Regions from separate parts of the Mus musculus genome. Here region 2 is linked to region 1. Evidence: chromatin contacts called from ENCODE Hi-C or POLR2A ChIA-PET data. All regions are on one chromosome and are shown on one strand. Each heading gives the region's core, a stretch centred on a gene start or an enhancer-like site at or near the end of the contact. The rest is flanking DNA. Distances are from core to core; before and after follow the strand shown.

Region 1 (2,624 bases), core at 78-2,577:
GCGTTCCCTTGTTTATTTGTCTGTATGTCTATTTATCTATTCATTTATTTTTGTGGTAAGATCTTCCTGTATAGCACAGGAAAACCTGGAACTCATCATATACCCAAGGAGGAGGACCTTCAACTTCTGACCCTCCTGCCTCTACTGCCTAAGTGTGAGGATTACAGATGCTCACAACCATGGTTTGTGTGGTATTGGGAACAGAACCAGTACAGAGGCAGTACACACACACACACACACACACACACACACACACACACACACACGTGTATGTGTGTATGTATGAATATATGTATCTATGTATATATGTGTATGTATGTATGTATGTATGTATGTATGTATGTATGTATGTATGTATATGTGGGTGGATTCTCACTCTGTCCAGGCTGGCTTGTAGCCTAGGGCTTCAGATGGCCTTGAACTCAAAGCAATCCTCCTGCCTCAGCATCTCATATGCTGAGATTATAGGCATTAGCTACCCTACCCAGCTAACATTCCTGGCTCTTTATTTTTACCCAACACTATGCTATTCTCGAATTTGTACTGTAAAACCACCTCGAACCATTTGTAGACTCTGCATACTTAAAGGAAGCAAAATAAAACGAGGACGTTCACTGAATTCAGGGACATTTTCCTCTTTGAGAAATAGCACATTTTTGCCCCCTGTGTAATTTAGATGAGGCTGTTCACGTTGAGAGTTATGTTGACCACAAAGCAATTCACGAGTCAGCTTGGTCATCATTGAGAGGTCACCCTTCAGTTTCTAAGCTGGATGAAACCTTAGATAGAACGTGATCGTTATTAAAAGGCATTCACCTTCAGCCCGTCCCGGCTGTCCTGTTAGCTGCTGTCCGCTCCACGGTTTTTTTCCATGAGGAGGTCTGTGGGCCCTGTACTCAGGCGAGCTGTATGGTGATGCTTCAGCTTTGAGTAAGACCTTTGGAAAAGAAGAGATCTTATCTACCCTCCCACAGAACTCACCTGCTTCTCCTCAGAACTTCCGCAGGGAGGGATGCATTTCTTCAACTTTATGGGGTGTGACTCCCCAAAATGTCCAGAAAGGTTGGACAGGAGCACCTAAGGGAATATGTTTTGTAGGGTCCTGATCTGCATGCCCAAGAGCATATTTGTCCCCTTTGTAGTCAATCTCAGCCTCACATCTCTGGTGGCAGAAACGGGAAGTCTTTGGTCTCTGGACTGCCTGTTTTACAAGCTCTGATGTTGGTTCTGAGTGGGCGGGAGGGAGTGCAGGAAAGTCTGTTGGCTTTCCCTCTGCAGGGGGTGTGTCCCAGTGTTTTTCAGCAGAGGCAGCAACCTGGCCTGAGCTGGTGATAGATACATCAGTGGACCTGTGGCTGCCAGTCCTGTCCTGGGTCACCAGCGTCCCTTGGCATCTCCCAACGGTGTCAGTGGCTGGGGAACATTGGAGAAAGGCTCAGCTGTGCTGTGAAGTCCAGAGTCCCAGGTAAGCTAACAGCTGTTGTGTGATTCCTGAGGACCCAAGCGCTGTTGGTTAAGCTGTGTTTTACTCTACGGGGAATATTCTGATTTCAACATCTCATTTCCTGAAAAGATAAACAAGGAAGGGAGTCGTTGAAGCAACTGTTAGAAACAACAGGGCTCTGTTTCTCCCCAACTGTGGAACTTGAGATTTTTCTCCATGTCAATGCTAGATTTTTTTTTCCCCCCTGCAAGACAAGGGTTCTCCCCAGGACAGGGCAGGCCACTGCTACGGACCTGAGAAGTTCGACTCCCTAACATATGACAGCTTCCTCCAGGGAGCCTGTTAAAAATAACTGCTGTTTGTTTGTTTGTTTCTCAAGTGCATGCTTGAGAAGATAAAATGGATTTTATTTATTAGGTTGTTTTGGTCCAGACAGGTCTCATGTAGTGCAGGCTGGCCCCAAACTGGTGTAACCCAGGCTGGCTTTGACTTTGAATCCCTTATCCTCCTGCCTCCTCTGCCAAGTTCTGGGATCACAAATTTGTGCCACCTTAAGTGTCTGAGACAAGTAAATTTATTTCCACTGCGGTCTATTGAATGTGTCTATTGGAACCTTGCACGGACCAGTATAAATCTGAAGGTTTTCTCCCGACTGAACACCCTTCGTGACTCTCAGAAAAGCCATTGTCCTTTACAGTGGTTGCCCCTTATTTCTTCCCCGAGGAAATATAAGATGACCCCACAGGCCTAGAAAAGGTCACGGTTTTATTTTCCATAAAAATCTTCACTTACATCTGAGCATGGTGCCACAGCCTGGAATTCCAGCCCTTGCAGGGTAGAGGTGGAAGGATCAGATGTTCAAGGGCAGTCTCAGCTTTACAAAGAGTTTGAAGCCAGCCTGAGCTATGTGAGATCCGAGCCGGTCTTAACCACAGCAGTAAGGGATGCACTTATGTGAACCTGACCCTTTGTCTCATCCCTCACGTCAGAGACAAAAGGGTAGAAAGGTACCGAAGGAAAAATAAACAGAAGGTCAAGGCACTGGCTGAGAGGCTCAGCAGATAAAGTGAGATCGCTCAGGTATATGGTGGGAGTTGGATTCCTCTATAAAGTTGTCCTCTGACCTCCACACATCTACATGGCATTCTCATGCCCCTTGCATCATACATGTGCAGGCAAA
Region 2 (2,624 bases), core at 36-2,535, 57 kb after region 1:
CGTCAGGTAGGAGTAGCTCTCACCCAAGGCTAAAGAAGCTTCTAATTGCAGCAGACGGGGACCATCATAGAAACCCACAACTGGTCAAATGCTGAGGGCAACAGGCTCTTAGGCCAATGACCAATCAATGTATTTACAACACGACCCCTACACCCAAGGCTTAGAGAACATTGCAGAAGAGGAGAGGAAAGAGTGTAAGAGCCAGAGGATCAGGACACTATCTGTTGTAAGATAGTATCAGGGAGAGAGAGAGAGAGAGAGAGAGAGAGAGAGAGAGAGAGAGAGAGAGAGAGAGAGAGAGAGAGAGAGAATGAGAGATTAAGTAGTGGGGTAGGGAGGAGGCAGTGGGTCTGATAGGAGTTGTGGGGAGGAGTCAGGAGTGATTATGATCAACATATGTAATATGGAACTCTTAAAGAATTAGTGCAAATACTGTGGTATTTTTAAAAATATGTAAAGGTCAGAGACAAATTTCTTCAGCTCCACTATACATGCACGTGATAGACTGAGTACCCAGACACTTCAGACCCAAGCGGAGAGGGTTTCTCACAGGGCCTAGACCTCCACTGAGCATGGGATCTGAAGCAGCTGGACTGTGGCCCCACTCTCCCATAGTGCCTTAGTGACTCAACACTCGCCTACGCTGTATGGGTCACATATTAACTAAGCCTGCTTCCTCTCAGTATAGCCCCCTCCAGCCCACACTAGAAACGTTTGAAAGGAGAGACATCCTTTGTCTTGTGGACCCAAAACGTTGCCTTTGAACTCCTGCTATGGTCTATTGTCTGAAATGAATGACCCTTCCAAACCCCAACCTGTAGAGTGTGTGTGTGTGTGTGTGTGTGTGTGTGTGTGTGTGTGTGTCCCCTCCTCTCTCCCTCCCTGAAAGCTAATAATGCACACTCACACATGTCTGTGGCATAAAGGCAGAAGAGATATCTGGGGGAGAAAGAGAACAAGTGGGGGCTGGGGGAGAGGATAGTGTAGGGGGGAACTATTTTTGTATATGCTAAGTGAAACACTAATATTTTTAATTAAAATAAACTTTTAATTTAAAAAAAAAGGTTTGCCTTTGTATAACTCTGTAAAGAACTCCGAAGAAGAGTCGCCTTTATTGCTCTATTTCCAGAGCAAACGAGATGGCCACTTGCTCCACTCTCTAGGAAGTTTCTCAGCTCAAAGCAGGCGTCAGTTAAAAACTCCCAGACCTCTTTCCTCCTTCTCGGAAACACGAAGCTTTGGCAAGAAGGCTGTTGAGCTGAACTGTACTTACGGTCACTTAACTTGAGGGGGCAGGCTCTGACCAAGAAACTCACGCAGACACCTTGAAAGCTTAATTGTGTCCCTAGCACAAAGGATATGACGCCGGTGGGAAGCGGGGCGGCCGGGGAGGGGGTGGGGAGCAGGGCAAGAGGCGCGCTGGGGTAGTGAGGGCGGGGCGGGGGATGGTGGTGCCCGGGTGGTGGTGGGGGGCGACAGTGTTGATGCTGCTTCTCTGATTAGGAATGTTGCTGAAGCCTTTCTCTGTTCAGTAGGAAAGATTAGGAAGACCAGAGCATAATAGCTCAGCTGAGGGGCAAACAATGCCTCTGTTTCCTGGATTTGTGCCCCGGGGCGCTGATAAACTGTGAGGGCTGCTTCTCAGCAAGGCGGGAATCTGCTTGGTTCTGTAAGCGATTTCACCTGCTAGAAACCAGCCTGTGTGAACTGGGTACACTTTTGGGACATCATGAGTGGATACAGGGTTGAGTCAAGGACCTTAGGGCTAGATTGACTGGTACTCCCGTGTGCTTTTCAGATTTAACTGCTAGGAACAAAGTACTTTGGAGAATTGCGTAAGGTTTGCGCTTTACCCCTACGCCTGAAGTGGCTGCGTTGCTCATTTTGCGGTTTTGGTTTTGTTCTTAAGGCCTAACACCCATAAACAGGTGACTTGCATCCTCAGCAGAGACTTAGAGCTCAAATGCTGTCCAGGAGAGATCATCGGAGCTGCCTTGCAATGAATGCATGGCTCACTTTGTTTTCTAGCATTGTGATAAAGACAATGACCAAAAGCAACTTGGGGAGGAAGGGGCTTATTGTCTTACTCATCCCCACCACAGTCGGATACTAAGGAAAACCAAGGCCCCGAGTCAAGCCTGGCAGGGACCTGGAGGGAATACGCTTACTGCTCTCATGACTTGTTAGCTTGTGTGTGTGTGTGTGTGTGTGTGTGTGTGTGTGTGTGTGTGTGTGCGCGCGCGTGTATTCCGGCACTACCTCTACCAGGGGTAGCTCTAGCCCTAGTGGAATGGCCCCTCCCTGCAGCAATTATTTATTAAGAAAATGCCCCAGATACTTGGTCAATCTCCCGGGGTTGGGGGGGGGGGGGGGAGTGCATTTTCTCAGTTCCCTCTTCCAAGGTGACCTCAGTTTGTGTCAAGTCAACAGGAAACTACTCAGCACAGTGCCTCTGCCCTCTATCCTGGGGCTCAGGCTGGGCCCTGGGACCAGGAAACAGTAAACAGATCTTCCTCCTTATCTCTGCAGTCCCAGACTGAGTTACACTCTCCCAAGGCCTTCCAGCCCTGTACGCATAGCTAGACCATATATAGACTCTACTAGAACACACATACGGAACTCCA

Evidence for each region. A loop is a pair of places that touch in the nucleus more often than their neighbours do. ChIA-PET counts read pairs that join two places held with the same protein, here RNA polymerase II (POLR2A).
Region 2: a loop to region 1 is called in a map of heart, with 5 times the contacts of the local background. The contact joins the enhancer-like site here to the promoter of Adgrf1 in region 1. A Hi-C loop is called at or near these places in 11 of 37 maps with a recorded cell type or tissue (Patski, T-helper 17 cell, heart and 2 more). POLR2A ChIA-PET finds 5 or more read pairs at or near these places in 1 of 5 experiments (Patski).

What each region holds. Positions count from the first base shown.
Region 1 is chr17:43,269,020-43,271,643 of GRCm38, forward strand. Adgrf1 (adhesion G protein-coupled receptor F1) reads left to right here and starts at 1,328. Exons shown (of 16, transcript NM_133776.2): 1 at 1,328-1,465.
Region 2 is chr17:43,325,571-43,328,194 of GRCm38, forward strand. It overlaps a transcript of Adgrf1 not described here. Among named protein-coding and RNA genes, the nearest start is that of Adgrf1, 57 kb to the left of the region's middle. Within about 2 kb of position 1,286, at least 2 of the 3 ENCODE cell types and tissues checked have a DNase peak (open chromatin) inside an H3K27ac peak, as active enhancers do; they include heart, where a contact is called at or near this core.